Linked DNA regions of Homo sapiens: regions 1 and 2 are each linked to region 3. Evidence: chromatin contacts called from ENCODE Hi-C or POLR2A ChIA-PET data. All regions are on one chromosome and are shown on one strand. The core of a region is the stretch at or near the end of the contact, and the rest is flanking DNA. Distances in the headings are between cores, read along the strand shown.

Region 1 (3,119 bases), core at 455-2,954, 550 kb before region 3:
TTACAGGCACCCATCACCACTCTTGTCTGTTAATTGAAAACAGTGAAAGTATCTCTCCCATGGAATTACTTTGAGAGTTTTGATAGAAGGTATGCAAAGTGCTTAGCACAGTGCCAGGTACCTAGCAAGTATTTTTACTTTGGAATATATTATAAGATGAGATCTAGGCTAACTATCCACTGATGATTACTTTGATTTTAGAGGGTCTTGTTTTTTGAAATGATATTGTTAAGGTGAGTCTGGTCAGTAGGCAAACTGAAATGCATGTATGGACAATGACCCCCAGCTCAGCCTGAGTCCCCCAGCAGCACTCTCCCACCAACCCTGTGAGGTAGGTTTTATTATGTTTAGTTTACAGATGAGCAAACTGAGGCCCAGAAAGATCTTGGTGATTTTGTGGAGCAAGTCATTCAGGAATGACCAGAGTATTGCATTGCATCCCCTTAGTTAATGATGGGCAGGTGACCCAGTAAGAACCAAGGAGATGTGGTGAGACTGCCCAGGGTAGCTGCGAAGATGTTGAGCTCTTTTACTAATGGTCTTGGACCAGGGAGAATGTGAGGCTGGTGATGCTGAAGCTGTCTTACCTGCACAAAGGTAAGCCTCTCTGAGAATGTGGCAGAGGCAGAAATATTTGGCCTTGAATGAGTGAATCTAATAGCCATCCAAACCCTTTCTCCTATAACTGCTCTTTTTTATTTTTTAATTTATTTTTGTTTTATTTTATTTTTAAAAAATGTTTGTGGGTATATAGTAGGTGTATATATTTATGGGGTAGATAAGATGTTTTGATACAGGCATGCAATGTGAAGTGAGCACATCATGGAGCTCTAACTACACCTGAGGAGATTGCTAGTTGTTTCAAAATACCCCTCTTCTTCATCATGTGACTAACAGAACTCCTCAAGTTTTAGCTGGGCACATGGCTACCCAAGTACTACATTTCCCAGCCACCCTTACAGCTGGTTGTGATCATGTGGTTATGTTCTGACCAATAGCATATGGGCAGAAGAGAAGTGATGAATGCAACTTATGCATTGCATCCTTAAAAGAAAGCTTCTTGCCCTTCTCTTATACCTTCTCCCTTCTTGGCTAGGATATGACAACGGAGTGACTGGTCAGACTGCAAGGAAGAGGCAGAACCCTTTCACAATCTTGGGTACGGTTTGTTCTTTGACTGTTATATGAGGCAAAACCAAACCAAACAAAAAACACTGCTTCTACTGCAGGGACCAAAAAAGCTTAAAAACGTACTTTCCCAGCCTCCTCTGTGGCTAAAGTGGCCTCATGGCACTGATGTATTCAATCAACTGGAAGCAGAGGTCAGCTGGGAACTTTGGGGATTGATTTACTTTTCTGGATAAAAAAAAAAAAAATCGGAAGTTAGCTAGCCTCTTCTTTCTGCCTTGAATGTCTAGAGCTGGACCTGTCCTCCTGTGACCCTGAAGACAGTAGAGCTGAAATGAAGAAGGAGGCTGGGTTCTTGATGACATTACTGAGCTGCTGCATAGTAACGTCATCTATGCCTATTCTGGGCTGCTTGTTGAATGAGAAAAATAAACCTCTCTCTGGACTTCTTATGTGAGAAAAACAAACCACACTTTGTTGAAGCCTCTGTTAGCTGAGTTTCATGTTATTGCAGCCCAAATGCCCAAATATCAGTGAAACTTAGTGGTGTGTCAGACAGCCCAGATGTTGATGATGTCATCTGGCCTTCTGAATACAACTGTGCCTGAGACTAAACCCAAGCCCCTGGACTTTTCAGCTATTAGAGAAAGAGTAAGTTCTCTTTCTGCTTAAGCAGTTTAGGCTGGATTTTCTGTGGCCTGGATGGAAAGACCCCTGATACAACTATGAACCAATAGCAACTAGATACATTCTGTTTTCACCTCCTCTTAGTCTCTCCCCTGATTTTACGGTTAAAAAAAAAAAAAAAAAAAGTAAAATTAGAGCAAGGAAAGAAAGAAGAAAGGAATAAAGAAGGAAGGATAAGATAAGAAACAATAGAAGACTTGAACTAAATTAAAAGAGGTTAGAGGCCAGGCACGGTGGCTCATGTCTGTAATCCCAGCACTTTGGGAGGTCGAGGCAGGTGAATCACGAGGTCGGGAGATCGAGACCATCCTGGCTAACACGGTGAAACCCCGTCTCTACTAAAAAAAAAAAAACAACACACAAAGAAATTAGCCGGGCATGGTGGTGGGCGCCTGTAGTCCCAGCTGCTCGGGAGGCTGAGGCAGGAGAATGGCATGAACCTGGGAGGTGGAGCTTGCAATGGGCCGAGATCACACCACTGCACTCCAGCCTGGGCAACAGAGCGAGACTCTGTCTCAAAAAAAAAACAACAACAACAACAACAAAAAAAAAAACAAAAGGTTAGAAGCTTTTACAGTTCCTTTGTTTGGAAACCTGGGTCCTAGTGTCCCTTGCGCAGGATGCTCGTTTCTGACTTTTGTGGCCTGCCCTTGACACCATTCGAGCATATGGATTTCAGTGGGTAGTGTGACTCAGCTTCCCATTCCCAAAACTCCAGAGCCACATTGCTGGGTCCCTTCACTCTGCTTTACTCTCCTCCCAAGACAGACGTAGCATGGGCCACGTGAATTCATCCATGTCCTGAACTAATCTGGTTGTTCTACCAGGTTACTCTTAAGTTCATGGGCCATCACCCCCTTGTACTTACTGAGCTCCAGGGTTTTCATCTCTTCTGAGAATCGACCGTTTAGTCCAATCTTAGTACAGACCAGCATTAATAGGCAATTACCACAGGGAGATAATACAGAGGGAAAAATGGCTAAAAATATACAGTGAATCACAGAAAATTACATCTCTTAAAACCTACAGTGTATTCCTATTGCCATAGCAACCCTTGGCTAGTAAAGACAGAGATGATTTATCACAGGCTTTCCCCGGAGCTCGGTTCTGCCGGAAGCACCTCCAGCCTGTGGTGAGTTCCAGCGAGGAGGGCAATGCAGACATCATACAACCGGGTTTTCTCTCCTCCATCCCTTCCAGTGGCATTTCTGCGGCAAGAAGACTTGAGTTCCTTCTATATAACCCAGGTCATCTCCCGGCCCCTTTTCTGAGATGAAAGTGGCTGTCTCTAACCTCTGACAACG
Region 2 (3,040 bases), core at 1-2,500, 530 kb before region 3:
TATCAGTGGACTGGAATTCTAAGCACAAAAGCTACCCTGGTAATCTGCCTAATGACATGCAGAATGTATGCCAAAGTGGGTTTCTGCATGGCTAAGCATGTTCCCAGACTTTGTCCTTCACTGCTTATCAGGCCAGGGATGGCTGACGCCCTCCCATCCCCAAGGATTCTGCATTCTCAGAAAGGCAAGTGAGAAAGTCCGGCAGAGCACTGAGGAGGCCACTCTAGGCAGGGACAGGTGGTGAAAAAATTGAGGAGACAAAGGACCCATTTCCTCCTGGTACTCCATTGCAAAAATAACCCAAGGAAAGGGCTTTGAAACTTCTTGAACTGGAACACTGGGGAAAAAAATCTACCACATGAACTTCATGTCATTTAGCAAGTCTCTTTAGTGCTGTTCTCCACCCCTGCAGTGACCCCAACACACTCGCAGGGAGAGGTCCTTCTCTGTAAAGCTGTCTTCTCCAATTAAGTCACACACACTAAATGGAAATGAAGAGGACATTGCTTAAAATGTGCCTTTAGAATGAAATGGATATGAAAAGGCTCAGATCCATTTTAGAGACAAGTTCCTCTGTCAGAAATCAATATAGCCCTCGCATTCTACAATGTGCCAGTTCATAAAGTGAAAACTGCTCGAACTCTCAATTTAACATTGTCAAAGCTGATATTAAATTCTAAGATTTTATATCTGCTGTTGCCTATTTAGGACCAAGTTATAAATCTGAAGTCTCTTCCCAGCTCATAAGTCTGACAGTGCTTGATAAAAACTTTTATAATCAAGTTCGATAAAGAATCACAAATCTCCATCTTGCGATTTTTAGCTCACAACACTCTTCGTAAATAACATCTTCCTGTCTTGGTGCTTGTCAATATTTGTCATTTTTTAAAAGGGATAAAATAGAAATACTATGTAAGCTCTTCCCTTTTGGACAGAAATTATTGTTAGTAAGGGATTCAATGAGTAAGATGTCTTCATAATGGCATTGATAAAGGATGACCACGAAGAACCTGAAGATGGAATCTCCAGTGACACCCATGGTCTGCCGCTGATGGCATTCACAGGAATACAAGACAGGCCGTCATCTGGAAGTCTTAGAAAAAGACTTCTCTGTGCTGGAAATGGGCAAACAGACACTATCTTGTCTAAACTCTCCATAGGCTAGAAATAAAGGGGCCAGTTTTACCTCCAAGCCTGTTTTGAGTAACCTTTCAGAATCAGAACCTTTGAAAAAACATCAAAAAGAGATATGCAAACAAGCTGGACTCTGAGTTTTCTGCGGTTTCCTATCTGTAAAAAGAAACTGGAAACAGTACTATGTATACATATACAGTGAATCCTCACTTAACATTGTCCATAGGCTTTTGGAAACTTTGATTTTTGACTATGAGCATAATGTTGTATGACAAAACCAACTTTTTTTGGCCGAACATGGTAGCTGACGCCTGTAATCCCAGCACTTTTAGAGGCCACGATGGGAGGACTGCCTGAGCTCCGGAGTTTGAGACTAACCTAAGCCACATAGCAAGACCTCGTCTCTACTAAAAATCAAAAAAATTAGCCAGGCATAGTTGCACATGCCTGTAGTCCCAGCTACTCAAGAGGCTGAGGTGGGAGGATGGCTTGATCCCAGGAGATTGAGGCTGCAGTGAGCTTGATCACGCCACTGCACTCCAGCCTGGGTGACAGAGCAAGACCCTGTCTCAAAACAACAAAAAAGCCATTTTTTTCCTCATCAATGTTATAACAAAATGACATTGAGTGAAAGGACGTTATTCAAGGACATTAAGTCATTTTGCTTAAAGTTGAAGTTTCTGAGAACCTATTGTGACCTTAAGTGAAGATTTACTGTATATACATGAATATATACATACATATATACATATGTACTAGGCAGTGTGTAATATATGTAATATGTACTAAAATTATACAGATATGCGTGGGAATGGTAAATATCAAAATCAGGACAGTGGTAACCTCTGAGGAAGAGGGAGAAGGATGTGAGTAGGAGGATACACAGGAAGCTTCAAGTGAATTTGCAATGTTTTATCTTGTCAAACTGGGTAGTTTTCAAATGCTCATTATATCATTGTCTATATCTTTTAAGATGGGCACAGCTATCACATTTCATAATGAAAACAATTTTAAAGATGGGTCCAGGGTTGGCTCATGAGAGAAATGGAGAAATGAGGGAACAGTCTGAACATGATTGCTTTTACTTTCCTTAAGATGCTCTGATGACTCTACAGTGAAGTGGGGACCGAGGCATGTCAGTGACGGGGAGGGCGAAAGGCAGAGTGGAGTGCTCACTAGTACTGGCTCGTGGAAGCTGAATGGCAAATTTTCAGGAATTTTGCAAGCTGGGAGTTATACACCCATTATTAAGAATGAACATATATAAACTTACAGTTAAATAAATTACAGTAAAAACAAAGGTAGTTTGCTATAGGTAAAACTCCTCCCGGCTGGATGTGCTGGCTCACGTCTGTAATCCCAGCACTTTGGGAGGCCGAGGCGGGCGGATCACCTGAGGTCAGGCGTTTGAGACCAGCCTGGCCAACATGGCAAAACCCCGTCTTTACTAAAAATACAAAAATTAGCCAGGCATGGTGGCTCGTACCTGTAGTCCCAGCTACTCAGGAGGCTGAGGCAGGAGAATCACTTAAACCCTGAGGCGGAGGTTGCAGTAAGTGGAGACAGCGCCACTGCACTCCAGCCTGGGCAAGAGAGTGAGACTCCATCACAAACACCCCAAAAACAAACAAACTCATCCTGATTATTTTACTATACTTTACCATTATCTGTGCTCTTGAAGTTATGTGTATCTATCATGTCTGCATGGTGGAAATACTAGATAATGGCCCACTACTGCACATCGCTTTACAACTTTGCATTCAGTGACATGATGTTAAGTTCCTTAAGAGCTCCTTGGCTGTAACTTCATTCTGAACATCCTGAATCCTCAATCACCAAGAAAAGCTCATCCCTCCATGAGGCTTGGATCACTTTCACAAAACCAACTAGAGAGGTACCTTTTTTA
Region 3 (3,458 bases), core at 34-2,533:
TGTCTCCAGTTCTCCTCTTCCTTTGCTTCTTTCTCCTCTTATCACAGCTCTCTTTTGGCTTTTGTTGTTGTTATTTTTGAGATAGGGTCTCACTCTGTCACCCAGGCTGAAGTGTAGTGGCTCACTGCAGCCTCAACCACCCTGGGCTCAAGTGATCCTCCTACCTCAGCCTCCCAAGTATAATAGCTGGGTCTAAAGGCATGTATCACCATGTCCAGCTTCTTTTTATTTTTATTTTCATATTTCCCACCCCACATCTTTCCTTGTGTCTTAGTCTTCATATGTAGAGGAGTTATTGACCCCATTCTAAGTGTTAGACGTAAAGAAGGTACATGTGAAGTCAGAATATCAAATCGTATTTCTTCTCATGTAACTTTTGATTGAAATTCAATGGAATCATTCGTTCTGCCCACTTCATCTCTATAGAGCCCACTGAACAATTCCAATTTCCCCAGAAAAAGAGTGATTATGAAGGATGTGGGAAGGAAAGATGATAGAATAGATGTTCATATGATTGTATCCACATCTGGGTTATAGTCTGGAATGCAAAGCAAAGAATAGCCGTGAAGATGGCAGAGTAACTCTGGTGAAATCAAACCTTCACTCCAGATTCATAATAAAAAACTGGCCTTAAGTTTGGCCCATATACTGTGACCTAAAGGCGTATAAGTCTACCTTTTTCTACATATAAATAGTGATTTAGTAATTTGGGGGGAGGGGAAGGCAAGATTTAAGGAGGGTGTTTTAATTTATGAAAATAAACTGTTATTTTTATTTCCATTAATATTGCTTTGGGGCCAGGCATAGTGGCTCATGCCTGTAATCACAACACTGGGAGGCTGAGGCAAGTGGATCACTTGAGCCCAGAAGTTTGAGAAAACTCAACATAGGCAACATGGTTGAAACCCCATCAATTAAAAAAAAAAAAAAAAGCAAAAATTAGCCAGGCTTGGTGACACATGCCTGTAGTACCAGCTGTTCGGGAGGCTGAGGTGAGAGGATCACTTGAGCCTGGGAGGCAGAGATTGGAGTGAACCATAATCACGCCACTGCACTCCAATGTGTGCAACAGAGCAAGACCTTGTCTTAAAAAAAAAAAAATTACTTTGGAAACACTAAGATGGGAGGAGAGAGGAGAAAACTGTGGAAGTCAGTGCCTTATTCAGTACAGGGAAGTGTGAATCTGTGTCCCCAATTTTACAATTTTGGGGCTTTTCTTAAATATGACAGGTGAAATTAATATCTGCTGTCATTTGATATGGTGAAAAACAGAGAAAGGAAATGCATTATGCCCACAACAGAAGGGCTGGAATCGGTTTCATTTACCTAAAATAGTAAAAACCGTTAAAAGGTTTGCTGGTCTTAACGGTGCTGTAAAAGTTTATCCAGGTCTATGTTTTCCTGGGACAACTTTTAAGTTCTACAAGCTGGCAGTTATGGTGACTCTCCAGGGTAAAATAAAGAGGAAAACCCTTGGTATCAGAACTTTACAAATAATATCTCTAATGTTCTTTAGTAACAACTGTGAATCCTGGTATCATCCTGGTAACAAAAATCTTAAGTTGTATTCAGTTTTTTTCCAGACAGCTGGTTGCTGCCTAGTATGAAATGCAGCTCTGAAATTTCCCATTTATTCCTAAGATGTGAATTATTTTCTCTATAAGAAATCATTCTTCAAAGGCTTTACTTACTTTCTAATTCCCCTTGTATTGTTTAGCCTGCAAATATATTTAGAATATGTATTTTTGAGTTTTTAAAATACTATGTGTTTTACTTTTTCTAATAGTGAAAATGAAAGAAAAATCAGTTAAAAATGCCTATAATGCCACCATAAGTAGGGGTATAAATTGAGTACCCTCAAAGCACCCAGTGTCAGTACATTACCAGTAGAATCTGAATTTCTCCCCCAGAGTCCATGTCAGACGCACAGACAAAGTGGGAACAGAAGCTGCCTTCCATCCCATTGAAGAGTACATGGTGCATGTTGAAGAACATTTTCAGCTTCTTGCACGCAGAATGCAAGTGGACAAAAAAAGAGTGTATTTGGCCACAGATGACCCTTCTTTATTAAAGGAGGCAAAAACAAAGTAAGTTAGACCAACTAGTGATTCTAGAGTGGGGTTGTCTCTTTCAGTTTAAAAGAATTCTTACTTCCCATGACTTGTGATTTTTGTATATTATTATTGCTAATTATTAGGGTTTTAAAAATTCAATGGACTATGTACTTGTGTAACTGTCAGTCTAATCAAAGTGTTTTTATTAGCCATATCCAATAATGCCTTATAAGAAGTCTAAAATGAACTGGACCACTGACTTACGCATTGTCACCAGCAATAATCATTATTATCATTAAAAGTATCACCCTACTTCTTGGTACTAAAATCTTCACTAGTCTGTTGGAGCTGCCATAACAAAATAACATAGACTGAGTGGTTTAAATTACAGAAATTTGTTTCTCCCAGGTCTGAGGCTGGGAAATTCAAGATCAAGATGCTAGCAAGGTAGATTTCATTTTCTCTTGGCTTGTAAGCAGCCACTATTTCACTCTGTGCTCTTGTGACCTCTTCTTTGTGTGTGCAGGGAACAGGAGAGGAAGTGTTCTGATGTCTCCACATATAAGGACACTAATCTCATCATGAGGGCCCCATTCTCATGACCTCATCTAAGCCTAATTATTTCTCAGTGGTCCTATTTCCAAACACCATCACATTGGGGTTAGGGATTCAACATAGGAATTTGTGCGAATGTAAACGTTCAGTCGATAACACTAGCCAGCCATACAGACTGTTAGCAATAAAACCAGGTGCTTATCGTTTTGATTTCACTGTCTTCATTAACAGTTACAGACAACTGAACACATATGTAGAGTTTTGTCTTATAATAATTTGTGGAATTTGAAAGTTATACTAAAGAAAGGTAAGGAATCAAAAAGTAAGTTTTGTAAGTTGAGGAATAAAGACTACTACTGTGTATGGAACAGTAACAATTATTTTTTGAGCTTGCCTGTATTTCAGGCACTGTGCTGGTGCTGGGGATTTCATGATAAACAAGATACTCCCTGCTGTCAAGGAATTCCCAAATCTAATAGGGCAATAAACAATTACCCTACAGTTGAGTAACACTATTATAGGGTTAACATGGGGTATTATGAAAACACATAGATAAAGCACAAATCCTGATTGGACACTTCTTATAGGATCTGAGTAAACCTGGAGTTAGTCTTTATTTACTATCAATAAATGAAGGATGTATTAAATGTATGTAAAAGTAGGAAATTAAGGAGAAGAAAATTCTAGTCTTAGTTCTGCTCAGATACTATCTCCTCCAGAAGTCATCCCTGAACCCTTGACTGGCCTGTGTTCCCCACTCTGTACAGTTCTCTGTTGTAGTGTTTAGCACTTGCTTACTTCTGTCTCCTTCACTAGATTATAAGTACTTTGGACATAATACCTAGCTGT

The links. Hi-C counts contacts between places; a loop is a spot of excess contacts on that map. ChIA-PET counts read pairs that join two places held with the same protein, here RNA polymerase II (POLR2A). Pooled maps may share reads with other maps.
Region 1: a pooled map shows a loop between it and region 3 (2.6-fold over the local background). The contact joins two enhancer-like sites. A Hi-C loop is called at or near these places in 11 of 37 single-sample maps with no recorded cell type and 8 of 50 pooled maps. POLR2A ChIA-PET finds 5 or more read pairs at or near these places in 2 of 52 experiments (B cell and activated B cell).
Region 2: a loop to region 3 is called in a pooled map, with 2.6 times the contacts of the local background. The contact joins two enhancer-like sites. A Hi-C loop is called at or near these places in 7 of 50 pooled maps. POLR2A ChIA-PET finds 5 or more read pairs at or near these places in 2 of 52 experiments (H1 and activated CD4-positive, alpha-beta T cell).

The regions. Positions count from the first base shown.
Region 1 is chr14:65,167,970-65,171,088 of GRCh38, forward strand. No RefSeq gene overlaps it. Among named protein-coding and RNA genes, the nearest start is that of LINC02324, 53 kb to the right of the region's middle. RefSeq lists enhancers at 1,278-1,377, 2,941-3,000, 3,021-3,119. Within about 2 kb of position 1,705, at least 4 of the 41 ENCODE cell types and tissues checked have a DNase peak (open chromatin) inside an H3K27ac peak, as active enhancers do.
Region 2 is chr14:65,194,006-65,197,045 of GRCh38, forward strand. No RefSeq gene overlaps it. Among named protein-coding and RNA genes, the nearest start is that of LINC02324, 27 kb to the right of the region's middle. RefSeq lists an enhancer at 1,455-1,514. Within about 2 kb of position 1,251, at least 2 of the 41 ENCODE cell types and tissues checked have a DNase peak (open chromatin) inside an H3K27ac peak, as active enhancers do.
Region 3 is chr14:65,722,237-65,725,694 of GRCh38, forward strand. FUT8 (fucosyltransferase 8) reads left to right here. Exons shown (of 11, transcript NM_001371533.1): 9 at 1,911-2,087. Among named protein-coding and RNA genes, the nearest start is that of MIR625, 250 kb to the left of the region's middle. Within about 2 kb of position 1,284, at least 2 of the 41 ENCODE cell types and tissues checked have a DNase peak (open chromatin) inside an H3K27ac peak, as active enhancers do.